Regions from separate parts of the Homo sapiens genome. Here region 2 is linked to region 1. Evidence: chromatin loops called from intact Hi-C (ENCODE). Cell type or tissue: Panc1. All regions are shown on one strand. Each heading gives the region's core, and the rest is flanking DNA. Links, peaks and the distances in the headings are about the cores only.

Region 1 (8,336 bases), core at 232-8,231:
CAAGATGAGATTTTGGGTGGGGATACAGCCAAACCATACCACCATTATCATTTCCATTTTACAGATGAAGAAACTGAGGCTCAAAACATTTCAGAAATGTTTTCAAGGTCACATAACCAGTAAATGGCATAACTGGAAGTTGGGTCCCAGAAGTCTGAGTCCATAGTTTGTGTCCTTAATCCTCATTGTACAGTTCTCTACCTACTGTACATGTTTATGTATCATTGAAGGTAAATGCTATTTATGTGTGTATGTTCATGCATATGTGTGTGCACAATGGATTTTTTTTTTTTTTTGAGAGAGAGAGTCTTGCTCTTTCACCCAGGCTGGAGTGCAGTGGGTGATCTTGGCTAACTGTAATCTCCGCCCCCCAGGTTCAAGTAATTCTCCTGCCTCAGCCTTCCGAGAAGCTGGGATTACAGGTGAGTACCACCACGACTGGCTAATTTTTTGTATTTTTAGTAGAGATGAGGTTTTACTATGTTGGCCAGCCTGGTCTCAAACTCCTGTCCTCAAGTGATACACCCATCTCGGCCTCCCAAAGAGTTGGGATTATAGGCATGAGCCACTGTGCCTAGCCAAAATTGGTTATTTTTAAATTGTAAATAGTGTCTTATTGAATAGTTGTTTCTCATACAACTATTCAATAAGATACTATTTACAATCAAGCTATTTTTTTCCTAACAAATTCAACCAGCAATGTGTCTTGGAGTTTTTTCCATATCGACAGATACAGACTTATATAGACAGATATAAACTTACTTCATTATTTTTAATGGCTGCTAGATACTTTATGGGATTCATGGCCTGCAAATATAACTGTGTTTTGGTTTTCTTTTTTGGGGTCATTCTCCTGTTGATGGACACATTTGTGTTTCTTTTCTCCTTTATTTTAAACTAAATTTTCCCTTTAAATTGTAAGTAAAAAAATGTACATTTCTTAGTACTTAGGACTTACATTTTGAGGAAGGAGATTGCCATGCACACATTAACCCTGCATCCTTGTGCATGGATTCCGCATTATTTCCTGCAGGCTGTGTACCTTGCTCTCATTTATATGCAAGTCAGATCCTGCACTAGAATGAACAACCTGAGGATACAGACCATGCCCCAGTTATTTCTGTGTCCCCTCCCCTAGTATTGTGCCTGGTATGTCGTAGGGGCTCAGTGAATGTTTGAATGAATCAGTGATTGAATGGTGTATTAGTTATTGCTGGTTAATAAATTTCCACAAGACTCAGTGGCTTAGAAGAATACACATTTATTATTTTACAGTTTCTGTGGCTCAGGGATTCAGGCAGAGCTCATCTGCGCAGGCTGCAGTTAAGGTGTTAGCTGGGGATTTGGTCATCTCAAGGCTCTACTGGGGAAGGATTTGCTTTCCAACTCATGTGGTCATTGGCTGGATTTAGTTCCTTGTGGTTGTTGGAGTGAGGACCTCAGTTCCTCTTGTTTATTGCCACATGGGTCCTTGTCAGAATGTGCAAGTAATAGAGTCTGCTAGCAAGACAGGAATCACATTCTTTTGTAACCCAATGTGGAAACAGCATCCCATCACGTTGGTTGTGTTTTGTTGATTAAAAACAAGTCACAGGTCCCTTGCACACTCAAGAGGAGGGAGTTATACTGGGACTTGAATACCAGGGAGCAGGGATCACTGGGTGCCCTCTTAGAATTCTGTCTACCACAAAAGAATAATTTAAATAATAACATCAAAAAATAATACAGTTGACCCTTAAAGAACATGGGCTTGAACTGTGAAGATTCAAATATGCAGATTTTCTTCTGCTTCTGCTCCCCTAAGACAGCAAGACCAATCCCTCCTCTTCCTCCTCCTCAGTCTACTCAAGGTGAAGATGACAAGGATGAAGACCTTTAAGATGATCCACTTCTAGTTAATGAAGAGTAAATATATCTTCTTTTTCTTATGATTTTCTTAGAAACATTTTCTTTTCCCTAGCTTACTATATTGTAAGAATATGGTGTATAACACATATAACATACAAAATATGTGTTAATTGATTATGTTATTGGGCTTCCAGTGGACAGTAGGCTATTAGTAGTTAAGTTTTAGGGGAGTCAAAAGTTATATGTGAATTTTCAACTGTGTTGGGGGTTGACATTCCTGACCCCTATGTTGTTCAAGAGCCAAATGTATTTGTATATTTCTTACAGATTACAAAACACTTTAATGTTCATCACTGTACTTTAATGCTCACAGCTACCCCAGAAAGTAATTACCATAAGAAAACCAGGGCAAGATTATTATTCCTATCTTCATGTTGAGGAAATTGGGACTCAGAGAGTTCAAGTAATTTGCCCAGGATCACACAGCTAGCAAGAGGAAGAGCCAGGATTTCAACCTAGAAATTACTCTGTGAGTATAAGCAGTAAGATAGGCTATTCAGTCCTGGGGTTTGCCTTGATATAATCTCAAATACAAGGGGATACATGACGAGAGGGTTACAAGGAGGCATCATGGTGTGGTGGAAGAAGATGGGGACTTTTTTTTTTTGATGGAATCTCGCTCTGTCACTCAGGCTGGAGTGCAGTGGTGCGATCTTGGCTCACTGCAACCTCCTTCTCCTGGGTTCAAGCAATTCTCCCTGCCTCAGCCTCCCGAGTAGCTGGGATTACAGGTGCTCACCATCATGCCCGGCTAATTTTTGTATTTTTTAGTAGAGACGGGGTTTCGCCACGTTGGCCAGGCTGGTCTTGAACTCCCGACCTCAGGTGATCCACCTGCCTAGGCCTACCCAAAGTATTGGGGTTACAGGCATGAACCACCACACCTGGCTAAAGGTAGGGACTTTGAAGGCAAGACTCAAGTTTGAATCCTGGCCAGGTGACTTCTGGCTGTGTGAATTTGGGCACTGTTTTCTATTATCCTCTCTGAGCTTACACTTGTCCTCTGCAAATGGAGTTGTTGTGAGGATTAAGTGCCATAATTAATGTATGTAAAGTGCCGCTCAGTGTGCTTGGCACATAGCCTGCACCCATTGGGTGTTGCTGCTGTTTTTATGGGAGCTGGTTGGGCAGTGGTATTGTTTATAAACATGTATGATGTGCTTTTGAAAGCTCCTTCAAAACTCAATGATTAATTGTTAATGGACTGAGCCCGGGGCTTCTCTTTTTGAGGTATCGTTTACGTGGAAATTCTGTTTGTTGCTTTTGCCCATATAAACCCACTTGATTAAGAATTGATGAAAGGAAGTCATAATTCAAGTAAATAAAGGATGCTCCATGAGGGTAAGTTCTGACAGCCTTGAAATTAGTGCATGAGTATGGTTGCCATGATTAATCGGGACTGAATAATTGGCCTCAGGGAGAACCTGCCAAGCGAGGCAATGGATATCAAGGGAACTTACCCATTGGGCATGAGATCAGGCACCCAGAAGGCACACACTGGGTGGTGAGATTTTAGCCAGATGGTCACCTCTTTGCTCTATGGGTTTTCGACCGACTGAGAAATTAACAGACACAGGAGTCAGGGATCAAAATATCAGGCCTGTTGCTGGCTAATGTGGGTGGAAGGACATGGCTTGGACCTGTGGACCTAATGATCCTCCTTAATTCTCCTCTCCTGTTCTAGAACTTGAGAACTTCTTAAGGGGCGAGATAAGAGAAAGGGGAAAAGAAGACCTGAAAAACAAACAACAACAACAACAAAACAAAACAAAAACCAAAAGCAATCAAACAAAAAACAAAAAACACCCCAAAAAACCGCAGGGAGGGAAAGAAAGGGAGAAAAGGGAAGAGGGAGGTGGTAACACTTTAACTTTCCCCCCAAACGGTAGACCAGTGAAGCTCAGATTCTTGCCAATCTGCCAATCAGATGCATTGCTCCACCTCCCAGGGGAGGAAGAAAAAGCTTTTTCACCTATCAATGGCACTAGGCAGTATTTTATGAGCCAGCCTGGCTTCTGGGTGAGGGAGACTCTGGTTTCGCCTTTCGTTAGGGAATGATCATCATAATAATACCAAATATTTATGGAGTTTTTACTTGTGCCAACTCCTTTAAAGGAATTATCTAGTTTAGTTATCGAGAGTCAAATGTATTTGTATATTTCTGGTTATCACAGCAACCCTTTGGGAGGGAGAATAAAATTAGCTGCAGTTTACAAATGAGCATGGTGGTACCATGTCACCTTTTCGACAATCCAAGGCCACACAGCTAGTAAATGTCATGCTGACATTCAAATTCAAGTCTATCTGCTCTCAAATTCTGTGTTTTTTATATACTAGTTTTCTCTAAAGGTGGTCCATGGACTTCCTGATCAAGAATCATCTGGGATGTGTTTTAAAAAATGCAGATTTCCAGCATGGCTGACTCTCACACCCAAATGCTGACAGGAGGTCTCAGGAGGGGCACAGCGATGTGTACTTTAAATAAGGACCCTGGCTGTGTGAATCAAACACACACCAAAGTTCGTGAGTGATTGCACTGGAAGGATAGGTGTCCAAATCAGCTTTTACTAATATATCTATGGGACAAGTAAACGGACATTTATTTGCAAACAGAATTTTTATTTACTGATTTTTGCTAATGTATTGAATCTGACAAGTTTTTTGGGAGCCAGGCAAGCCAGGCCTCAGGTAAGCTGGGTCTCAGGTATCTGAACTCCTGCAAAGATCTGGATGTCACCTCTGGTACAACTTTTCTCACAATTTTCAATCTAGAGACTTTGACTTTTTGCCCAGTGATGACTCCTACACCAAGAGAAGCCAAGACCAGGGGAAACTGCCTTCTGAAAAAGCTGATCCTCCTTTTTGCTTTTCAGGACATGGTCATTTACATAGATTAGCATGACCACTTACATACATTTGCATATATCTGCATAGATTTGCATGCATAGGGTATGTGCATGGCTTTCTCTTATCCATTTGGCTCCATTCTTGAGTAAGCTCTGTATATTGCAACTTCCCATCCTCTCATCCTCTGATTGGACCTTCTTGAACTTTGATTTCAAAGTTTTATTTTATTTTAAATTTTCCACATGGTGGGCAGTTGGCTTTGGGAACCTGACCTGGTTGCTCGGACAGGTGGAGTTTCCTTTACTGGCCGGTGGGAGGCAGTGAAGAGTAGTAGCTAACAGCACAGACTGCAGTTAGATCTGGTTTATGCACTTACTAGCTGTTTAACATTGAATAAGTCACTTAACGGCCCCAGGGCTTTGTTTCCTCAACTCTTAATGGGAATAATAGTACCTACCTAATAGTGTTGTTTGAGAATTAAGTGTCTATAAAGCAGTTAGCATACTGCCTGGCATGGCCCCGAAAATGGTACAATTAATATGGTAATTTTCTTGTGAGGATGATGTTGATGATGATGAAGATAATGATGCAGTACTCATCATAATGCCTTCTAAATTGTGACTCTCTTAATCCCAGAAGATAAGCACTCAGTGGAAGACAGAAAGGATTCAGTGATAGCGTGGTTTTAAAAAATATGTCCACAAATTCTTTGATATTCTCCCCTTCAAGAAATGTAACTTAAGGATGCTCTTTTTGAGTGTGAGTTGGACTTAGTGCTTAACTACTTCTCTTCCTCCTCCTCCTTCTTTCTTTTTAGAAATAGTCTGAAAAACATTTTATTTTTAAAATTTTTAAAAATGCATTTACTTGTCTATTTTTAAATTGATAGAGAACACTGTATGTTTTAATCATGTATGAAATGATGTTTTGAAGTACATCTACATTGTGAAATGGTTCAGTCCAGCTAATTAACAAATGCAATACTCACATAGCATTTTTACAGTAAGAGCACATAAAAACCACCCTTTACATTTTTCAAGAATACAATATGTCATCATTAACTATAGTCACCTTGCCTTATAATAGATCTCTTGAAATTTATTCCTTGGAGCCTGACTTCTAATGAATAACGTATGGCAGAGGTGATAGGGTTTCATTTCCAAGATTAGGTTATAAAAAGGCTCAGCTTCTGCCTTGGGTGCATACATTTCCTCTTTCCTGATTCACTCTCTTTATGAGCAGCCCTAATAGAGAGACCCACATGGTGAGGGATTGAAGCCTCCTGCCAACAGCCATGTAATTGAACTTGGAAGCAGATCCTCCAGCTCTTTTAGAAGCAGCTGCAACTCATGGCGATCTCATGAGAGAACTTCAACCAGAACCATGAACCTAAGCCTCTTCACGTTCCTGACCCTCTGAAACAATGAAATAATAAATGTTTGCTGATTAAAGTTTTAGGATAATTTTTGCTAAGGTTGGGGGCAATTGGTTATACAGCAATATATAACTAGAACAGTTGGGGAGAGGGTATTCCAATTGTGGATACCCAGTTCTGGGGACTGAGGTGTTATACCTCTTGGTCTGAAGGCAGAATGCTCAAGGTGGTGCCAGGAGAGGTCTGTGCAGAAGTGCATTGAGGAGTAACTGGAATAATGGTGAATGTTAACTTGTTGTTGACCGCCATCCACATAATTGATTCCTTTACTTGCATGACACACTCACATATACGTTTCTAGATTTCAGATAACTTAAACAATTCATGAATACATAAAACATGAGTAGGGGAGAAGCTATTTCTTTTCTTACTCATTGCTAGGTTCATGGCTGAGGCCCCTATAAGAAGAGCCAGATTAACAAGAGAAAAGCATGCAAGTTTATTTAATATAAGTTTTTCATTACATAGGAACCTTCAGAAATGAAGACCCAAAGAAACAGGGAAACCTATGTATTTTTATGCATAGGTTTGATGGAGTGGACAATGATGCAGAAGTATGATTGGGCAAAAGTGGTATGATCTAATGGTAATAAACTGGGGGGAACTTAGCAAGGCCTGTTTGTTCAGATTATTCACTGTATCCCTGTGTCATCAGAGATAAAGACATTCCTTTTTTTCTGGGTATTGGGAGGGCACTTCTGGAATGAGGGTCTTATGACCTGCTTCAAGGGAGTGTCAGAGAATTCTTTTCCGGCCTAATTCAGGGGAGAAGGGTGAGGGGAAAGTGAGAGTGACCTTCCTGCTTCTGCTGTTTTCTCAAATGCCAAGGTGTTATATCTTGGGGTAGCCTGTCTTGAACCTTATCACATGACTATAGTTTGCAACAGCTATTAAGGTACATTAGTACTATTAGTATTCAATAGAGGTTTAAGCATAGTTGAGCTAGGTGAGGGTTACATCCCAATTTTAGTTGGAAGCCCTCTCCATTATCTTCCATTCATAAAGCCTAGAGGATGTTATCCATTTATTTACAAATATTTGTTGCATACCTACTGTATTCGTCCATTTTCACACTGCTGATAAAAACATACCTGAGACTGGGCAATTTACAAAAGAAAGAGGTTTTATGGACTTAGAGTTGTACCTGGCTGAGGAGGCCTTACAATCATGGTGGAAGGTGAAAGGCACTGCGTCACATGTGGAGACAAGAGAAGAGAGCTTGTGCAGGGAAACTCCCCTTTTTTATACCATCAGATCTCATGAGGCTTAGTCACCATCATGAGAACAGCATGAAAAAGACCTGTCCCCCTGATTTAATTACCTCCCACTGGGTCCCTCCCACAGCATGTGGGAGTTCAAGATAAGATTTGGGTGGGGACACAGCCAAACCATATCATCCTGCTTCTGCTGCATTCTCAAATGCCAAGGTATTATATTTTGGGGTAGCATGTCTTGAACCTCATCACATGACTATAGTTTGCAACAGCTATGAAGGTACATTAGTACTATTAGTATTCTATAGAGGCTGAAGCACAGTTGAGCTATGCAAGGGTTACATCCCAATTTTAGTTGGACACCCACTCCCTTCTCTCCCATTTATAAAGCATAGATGATGTTATCCATTTATTTACAAATATTTGTTGCATACCTACTATGAGCTATTTACTCTGGTAGGCCCTGGGGAGTCTATGGTAAATAAGACAGTGTCTGTGATCACAGAGAATATAGTCTAGTGAAAAAAAACTGCAGGCAGCAGGTAATTAAACAAACAAAAATAATAGTGTTTTGAAAATTATGATAGATGCACTTATTAGAATGTTTTTTAGCTATAATGGCAGAAAATCTTGATTAAAACTTGCTTAGGAATAAACTATTTAATCACACAGATATAGCAGTTCACATGGAGGGTAGGCTCTAAGCAAGAAATGGTCAGCAACTTGGTGATGTCAAGAGGACCCAGATTCTTTCCATCTCTCTGCTTTGTCCTCCTGGAGCTGGCCTCATCCTGGTTCTCCTTGTAGATAAAAAATGGCTCTCAGAAGCAACTGAGGCTCCACCGCTTCAGCATTCACTTCTAGCTGGAGAGAGGCTAAAATCTCCCTACTTTGCCCAGGCTATGTCTCTTCCCTTCAATCTGATTGGCCAG
Region 2 (8,336 bases), core at 288-8,287, 410 kb after region 1:
TGTGAATGCAATGTCAATGATTGACTAGGACCAGCACTGGGCTGCATATTTCCAGGCACAGACTGTGGCTGCATCATTAATAGAGGCCTAGAGGCAACCTGAGTCTCCCTCCTTCCAGAGCAATGGCCATGGCCAAGTCTCCTGCCATCAATCCTTGGAGATTAGATGAGAATGGGACTGGGGCTTTGACCCTGCAAGGACTAAATCCCACCAGTGTCCTAAGAGGAGTTTTCATCAAAGTCACATTGCAGAAGATGCGTAAAGCACTGTCTCCTCTCAGCTCAGAGGAGCCCTGGCAAGTAGGCAGAACTGGCCTTACTCATCCTGTTTAGAAAATGAGAAATTGGGCCGGGTGCGGTGGCTCACACCTGTAATCCCAGCACTTTGGGAGGCCGAGACAGGTGGATCATGAAATCAAGAGATTGAGACCATCCTGGCCAACATGGTGAAACCCCATCTCTACTAAAAATACTAAAAATTAGCTGGGAGTGGTGGCACATGCCTGTAGTCCCAGCTACTCGGGAGGCTAATGCAAGACAATCACTTGAACCCGGGAGGCGGAGGTTGCAGTGAGCCGAGATCGCACCACTGCACTCCAGCCTGGCAAAACAGTGAGACTCCATCTCAAAAAAAAAAAAAAAAAAAAAGAGAAATTGGAAGCCTGGTTGTAAAAGGCTCGTTGAAGTTCCCATGGTTACTGCTCATCCTAAAATCCAGGCATCCTCAATCCCTGTCCCAGCTTCATCCTGGCATTCCCTTTGCCCTTTCTCTGGTTAGAAGTAATACTGAGGAAGCAAGCCCAGCAGAAATATGGGTGGGTACTTTACCCTATGCCCACCTGCAGTGGGTGCTTCCAATTCCATTGTATTCAAAATCTAAAACTTTTATTATTATTATTTTAAAATTTAGAGACAGGATCTCACTCTGTCACCCAGGCTGAAGTGCAGTGGTGCAATCATGGCTCACTGCAGTCACAAATTCCTGGGTTCAAGCAATTCTCCCACCTCAGCCTCCTAAGTAGCTGAGAATACAGGTATCTGCCACCACACCTGGCTAAGTTTTAAGGTTTTTGTAGAGACAGGGTCTTGTTATGTTGACCAGGCTGGTCTCAAACTTCTGGGCACAAGTGATCTTCCCATATCAGCCTCCCAGAGTGTTGGGATTACAGGTTGAGCCACTGCACCTGGCTCAAAAACTATTTGTTAAGAACTTAATTGTTCCAGGCATTGGACTAGAATGAGAAAACTAATAGTCTGATAATAATAATGAACACATCTGCCTCTTGCTTAGAGTACAGCGCAATGTAAAGCGGATTTCAACATACTATAGCCTGTAGTCCAAATCTGGCCTGCTGTTTGACTGTATAAATAAAACTTTATTGGAACACAGTCATTCCCATTTGTTAACACGTGGCTGCCTTCACATTGCATCAGCAGATCTGAGTAGTTACAACAGAGACTGCCTGGCCTGTAGGATCTGGAATATTAATAATCTGGGCCTTTGCAGAAAACATTTGCTGACTCCACCACTACTCACTGGGCAGCTTTGAGGAAGTTATTCTACCTTTCTGTGCCTCAGTTTCTCCATCTGTAAAAGCACCTCTTATATTGGGGTGTTATGACATAGGAGAAGGGTCTAGAACAATGCCTGGAACACAGTATATGCTACAGGTATGTGTCAGGCCGTGTGCCTTGCAAACATCATTTTATCTTCCCAACAGTGTAGAGGGGTAGATCTTTTCACCATCCCCATTTAACAGATGGAAAAACTGAGATTCGACGAGCGGCAGTGATTGTTTCTTAAGCCTGTGGTAAGGATTTGGATGCAGAGGGGAGTGCTGTCAATTCTGGCAGTCTCTTTAGAGGACCCAGGAGTGCAAGTGAGATCAGCCACTGCCCTTGTGATGCTCTCTGTAGAGAACAAGCAATAAGTAGCAGATGTAATTCTTTGAGGCGAGGGCCTTGATGGGGAAAACACAGATGCTGTGAGGCCACAGAGGTGGAGCAGGCACCCTGGCCTGAGCAGTCAGGGGAGACTTCCTAGATGGGGTGATGATGAAGCTTCCTGTATGGCAGACGAGGTCCCAGGCACTGGTTTCCCTGATGAAGGGGGCTCAGAAGTCAAATGCCTTGGGGACCTTCTCTGCTAGTTTCACCCACAGTCTGGAAGTTGCCATATTGTTACTTTGTCGCCTCTAAGTGGAGTCAGTTCTCTCCTGCCCTTCAGGAGGGAAGGTCATTGCAGCACCTGGGCCACTCCATTAGCAGTCATGGGCTCCGATGACCTAGGGCCTCTCATTTCCTCACAGCTCTCCCCAGAGCAAACACATCACAAAGGGCTCCTTGCTGGTGTCAGCGAGTCCCCCTTGTTGAGGGTCATCCCCTGGTATCTATAGGAAACAGCATCCTCTGTTGCTTCTCTCACTGCTCCCGCCCTCCCTCCCCATCTCTTCTCTGGCGCCCGCAGCCACCACCCTCCCACAAGCCTGCTGGGAGCTGCAGCCCTGCCCTTAGGTGATTGCTCCGAGGTTCTCTTGTGGCGCCTTTCTCTGGGTCTATCCTGTGTCTTTCATGCCCTCTTGTGTCCATTCTGAGAACTGCAAAGCATCCTGCAGCCCCTGGATGTGTGTTTCTTGCAAATAACACTGAATCCAGCTTATTGGAAGCTGGCTATACACCAGATCCAGTGGAAGGCAGTTTCCGTTACTCAAGACTCAATAATTTAACATATATAATGGGAACATTCTACTGGCATGGCTGTTACAGGCACTTCTGTGTTCATCAGTTTTGTTACTTCCATCCTTCCATCCATTTATCCATCCTGCATCCATGAATGCCTTCATATATGTAACTTTCTAAAAGTTGGGACTACCATATGTGCCATACTAGTACCTTATTCTCCACACATCCTCAACATCAAGATAGGGCTTGGCACATGGTAGCTTGTCAATAAATGGATGCTGAATAAATGAATGAACGAGTTAATCAATGAATGAAAAATATGATAGAACGTAAGGTGTTTGGTAGACATTGCATCCCAAGCCTGTCTTGTTCCATCATCTCCCAATTTCCCTTTTGGCTAAATAGTGCTTCCCTAGTCCTAGGACTCTGTCAAATCATTCTAAAGTCAAAGATTGGGAGTGGGAAGTGGAGTTAGAACTTAATCTCTGGTGTCTGATAGTTTCTAAGCCATGCACCCCACCCTCCCACTTCTTGGTGTTTCTAGGGCCCATCAGCTGAGCTTCAAGCTGTAGTAGAAGCAGCCACATATTCACTAAACCCGTTTTCTTTCTAAAAACAGAGCTGAACTGTATTTCTCCGCCTTTCTTGCAGCTGGTTCTGGCCATGTAACAGAATTCTGGTCAATGGGATGTGAATAGAAGTGATACTTACCACTGTTCATGGCCAGGGCCATGAACAGTACCCGTGGTGACCTTCTACCCCTTACCCCAACTGCTGGCTGGATACAGAGGAAAGAGCAGGTGGCTCCAAGGCCCTAGAGAAGGGCAGAGTCACAAGCTGGAGGATCCTGGGTCCCCGAGAAGCTGCATGGAGCAGAGCCTCCCACCTTTACCCTATAGCTGTTAAGTGGACTTTCCATGAGCATGAAACAAGTGTGACACACAAGCACCATTACCTTTGCAGCTGATGGGCTCTGACCTGTTGCCCTCAAAAAACAGCTTCAACTCCGGGGCCTTGGTAATCCCAAACTCCTGCTGAAGCTCCTTCTCTATGGTAATGTCCACTTTGCCAAAGCCGATCCCATTCTTGCCTTTGCCCATGATCTCCACAGCTTTGCCCAGCTCTTCCGCCAAGTTCCTGGATTGCTTTGAGGATGGGTTGTCTGAAAGAGTATGAAGACAAAATTTGAGAGGCCTTTCCTCGCTCCCCATCTCCAACAGTAGATTATTTGTTGGGCCTGCTTAGCTCCCGGAACCTTTCTTGTGCTCAGCGGTTAATGGCTGAATTTTCATAAATGTGACAAGATGTGAGACACAATGGTTCATGAAATTAGACAATCTGGGAGATGTCTATCAAGGTTCTTTGGATTCAGTAGCATTGGAAACAACACAACCATGGGCAACTTTACTCCATCTCTCTGAGCTCCACTTCTCTTGTGTAAAGTGGGTGAAAATAATAGTGGTTACTTCAAGGAATCGTCAGAGTTAAATGAGATTTATGTCACAACCAGCTATAATTGCTTATTGTTTTCTAAGAGTTTTACGTGCATTAAGCCATTTACTCCTCTCTATAACTCTGTGGGATAGGTATTATTATTATCTCAATTTTATACATGAGGAAGCTGAAGCACAACAAATGACTTACTTGCGCAAAGCCCTGTGACAGTGAGAGGTAAGGCCAGGATAAGAGCCCATTCTGTCTGGCTGTAGAGTTCTTTTCTAATCTCCACTAGGCATGTAAACCACTTGGTATAATGCCTGGCACAAGTTAAGTACATGCTGCGTTCTTATTACTGCTTCCATTATTATAGTAAAATTTCTGTGGTCAAAGCAGGACCCAAGCAATGATTACACAAAGGCATGCAGAGTGGTATAATGGACATTGGAGACTCAGATGCGGGGAGGCTGGGTGCAGGGTGAGGGATCAAAAAAAACTGCATATTGGGTAGAAAGAACATGACTAAGGTGATGGGTGCACTAAAATCTCAGACCTCACCTCTACACAATTCATCCCTGTAACCAAAAGCCACTTGTACCCCCAAAGCTATTGAAATAAACAAAAACAAACCACTCAATAGCATAGACACGATGATCACATTTATGGAATTGTTAAAAAGTGTATGCCCAGGGCAAAAGAAGTCTAGAGGGAAATTTTCCAAACTATTAAAATTTTTTGTTTTAAAAAAATTCTGTGGTCAGAAATTATGGAGACAGAGAGGAAGCATGAGAGCTCATGAGCGCCATCTGGTGGAACGTCCTGGAGCTAACAGGCCAAATTGAGCCCCTGCAGTTGCCCTGCATGTAATTGGACAGGGGACTTTCGCAGGTAAGGAAAACCAGGTGTGGGGAGGGCGGGGATAGGGGAGGTTGTGGTGTTCCCCTGAGTCCACCCTCTTGTCTCGAAGAGACCTGGAACTCTCCATTAAGAGATCTGATCTGGACGCCTTGGCCCCTCACGTTGCTGGGCAGTGGGGAGGGACTGGGGAAGCCCTTTTCTGGAAGCGGTATCAGGGAGCTGGCACGTGACCTTGGCAGTGCAAGAGGCTTTTCTGGCTAAACGGAGGGGACTAAAAGGCGCCCAAGTGTGCCTTTCTTCCTCCTGATAACATTGTGAGGCTGCAGGTTCCTCGCTACCCCATGACTGAGGAAGGGGGGCTGAGCCAGGGCAGGGGGTCATTGATTGCCTTTCAAGCCAGAACATTTTATCTTTTTCACTGCCGCCCACCCCCGTGGTCCATCTGGAGCACTTGGAGAAAGTGCAAATGACCTCTGCTGCAGAGGGCAAGTTCCAAGTCCAACAGAGAGGTCTTTTGTAAAGTGCCGCTCAGAAAGCAGGGCCCCGGGACAGCTGGCGAGGGCCCCGTTGCTGGTCAGCACGCCTGCTCCTGCAATGGGATCGGAAAGTGAATGATCGCTTTCATTAAACTCCCGGTCAATGGACCGGAAGCGGGGACTTTGTGCCTCCCTCCTGGATCGATGCCCCTCCACTGCCTGCTTTGTCACCGTCATCGCCTTCGATATCCCCTGATATCCCCTATCCATCATCACCAGCATGCACTGGCCAATTGCTGGCTGCTCTGGTCCATGGGGCTCTCCCCGGCTTCCTCGTGGATGTGGCCATGCTGGGCTCAGGATTGCTGATTGACATAGAATCCGAATCTGAGTTTCTGAGGGCGGAAGCTCAGGGCAAGAGAAACACTTGGAATGATTGTCCAGATGGTAAAGCAAATTTTAGAGGTTCCACACACAACCCAGTGCCCCTGGGTGTCTGAAATGGAAGTGACAGAGAGAGCTTGTGGCAACCGGAGTGCTGGGGTCTGAGAGCTAGATTGATGGGGCCTATGATAATAGTAATGGAGATTCATTCATTCGTTTTATGCATTCATTCATTTATTCATTCATACAATGAAACTTTTAGGATATGCCATGTGCCAGGCACTGTCCTAGGGATTGGGGATATAACAGTGAACAGATAAAAACCCCTGCTGTCACTTGAAAAGGCAGAAAATAAGCAGAATAACAAAGTAAAATATGTGCTGTGTTAGATAATATGTGCTTTGGAAAAGAACAGGAGAGTTGGAGGTTGGGAGTATTAGGGAAATTGCAAGTTTAAGTAGGAGGCTAAAGATGGCAATGTTTTAATAAAGATGGAAAGAAATGAGAGCGCAAGCCATGTAGACATCTAGCAGGAGAGAATTCCTGGTAAAGGGCCAGTGTATGCAAAGGCCCTGAGGTGGGGCATGTGTGACATGTTCAAGGTATGACAAGAAGTCCATTGGGTCTGGAGCAGAGTGAGCTGGGGCCAGGGGACAGGTGATGTAGGGTCTCGCAAGCCACTGAATAGACTTTGACTTTTCCCAGAATATGGAATGGTACCAGAGGGTTTGGAGCAGAGGTGGAGGTGATCTGAGTTACTCTTTTTCTTTTCTTTTTTCTTTTTTCTTTTTTTTTTAGACGGATCTTGTTCTGTCACCCAGGTTGGAGTACAGTGGCACCATCTTGGCTTACTGCAACCTCCACCTCCCGGGTTCAAGTGATTCTCCTGCCTTGGCCTCCTGAGTAGCTGGGATTACAGGCATGCACCACCAGGCCCTGCTAATATTTGTATTTTTAGTAGAGATGGGGTTTTACCATGCTGGCCAGGCTGGTCTTGAACTCCTGTCCTTAGGTGGTGATCTGAGCTACTTTTTAACTGGATTTCTCTGAATATTATATGGAGATTAGACAAAAAGGGAAAGAGAAAGGATGCAGGTAGACCAGTCGGAGGCTACTACAGTAATCCAGGCAAGAGATGGTGATGGCTTTGGGCCAGGAGAGTGGTAATGGAGGGGCTGAGAAGTGATTCCATTCTAGAGAGATTTGGGAGGAGGAGTTTGGATATGGAACATGGTGAAAGAGAAGAGTCAAGGGTGTCTCTGAGGTTTTTATCTGAGTGACATAGGATTATGTAGGATCTTCTATGGAAAGATGATGATGATGTCACTATCATCGCCATAATGATGATGATATTGATGGCGATGTTGATAATGAGAATAGTAATAATAACAACACGTATTGATCCCTTACTGTGCTAAGTACTTGCTTAGTGTTCCATGCATTACCCTGGTTAATCTTCAGAACAATCCTGTGAGTTATCTGTGATTACAAGCAGGAATATCACAGATAAGGAAATGGAAACCCAGAGGTCTTACAGCTAGTATGCAGTTAGGCTGAGAGTCAACTCGAAGGCTGACTGGCTCCAAGGTTCATGCTCTAAATGACCAAATTGGCCAGCTGGTCTGAAAAATCTTTTTCTTGGAGCAGATTAATGGGGGCATGTTTTTCATTTCTTCTGTTCCAGGTGGTTCCCATCAGAGCAGAGACAACCTACACAGCCAACGCCACTCTTTAAAATTTAGAGTCCGATTTTCTGGCTTCTTTCTTTAAAAATTTTGTAAATTGGGCCAGGCGTGGTGACTCCACGCCTGTAATCCCAGCACTTTGGGAAGCCAAGGTGGGCAGACCACCTGAGGTCAGGAGTTTGAGACCAGCCTGACCAACATGGAGAAACCCCGTCTCTACAAAAAATACAAAATTAGCCTGGCGTGGTGGCACACGCCTGTAATCCCAGCTACTTGGGAGGCTGAGGCAGGAGAATCGCTGGAACCTGGGAGGTGGAGGTTGCGGTGAGCCAAGATTGCACCATTGTATTTCAGCCTGGGCAACAAGAGCAAAACTTCATCTCAAAAAAAAAAAAAAATTGCAAATTGGTTTTCCTTCTGGGCTCTGGAACCTTGAATTCCAAGTTTGTAGGTGTGAAATGAATGCATACACTCCTCAGGTCTCAGCATTTACATTCTGCCCTGGTCAACTGGAAATGCCAGTTTGGCCAGGTATGGAGACAATTCACGTGTATATTGGCACTTAGGCTGAGCAGTGCCCAGTGGGCTGTAGATAGGCAGAGGCCAAGGGTGCCCATGGACCCAACTTCTCTCAGGCCCTAGCTCATTGTCTGCCATATACTAGATGCTCAATGAATGTGAATTCCTTAGGCTATCTCATCAAAAAGAGGCAGTTATGGTGGTTTACTTTCCTTGTGGCCCAGGAAAGTTGTTTTTATTTTTTTAAGTCTCTGTGACTCAGTTTCCTCATTCATAAAAAGTGGGGTTATTAATAG

What was found. Hi-C counts contacts between places; a loop is a spot of excess contacts. Peaks named below come from ENCODE experiments on the same cell type or tissue, not always from the same donor. Only the 100,000 strongest peaks of a DNase experiment are listed, where the experiment ranks them.
Region 2: it touches region 1 in a loop (4-fold over the local background); 2 of 110 quality-filtered maps call a loop at or near these places.

Annotation. Positions count from the first base shown.
Region 1 is chr16:19,975,995-19,984,330 of GRCh38, forward strand. LOC105371117 (a long non-coding RNA gene) reads left to right here and starts at 375. Exons shown (of 4, transcript XR_950895.2): 1 at 375-422; 2 at 1,841-1,905; 3 at 2,176-2,377. LOC124903660 (a long non-coding RNA gene) reads left to right here and starts at 5,387. Exons shown (of 2, transcript XR_007065018.1): 1 at 5,387-5,514; 2 at 5,998-6,206. In Panc1, for the core only: CTCF peaks have their summits at 5,052 (motif pointing right) and 5,256; a DNase peak (open chromatin) is centred at 5,073; H3K27me3 peaks cover 367 bases.
Region 2 is chr16:20,381,009-20,389,344 of GRCh38, forward strand. It overlaps PDILT (protein disulfide isomerase like, testis expressed), which reads right to left. Exons shown (of 12, transcript NM_174924.2): 3 at 3,637-3,843. Among named protein-coding and RNA genes, the nearest start is that of PDILT, 20 kb to the right of the region's middle. RefSeq lists an enhancer at 5,515-6,048. In Panc1, for the core only: CTCF peaks have their summits at 2,602 (motif pointing left), 2,811, 4,936 (motif pointing left) and 5,211; DNase peaks (open chromatin) are centred at 2,613 and 4,923.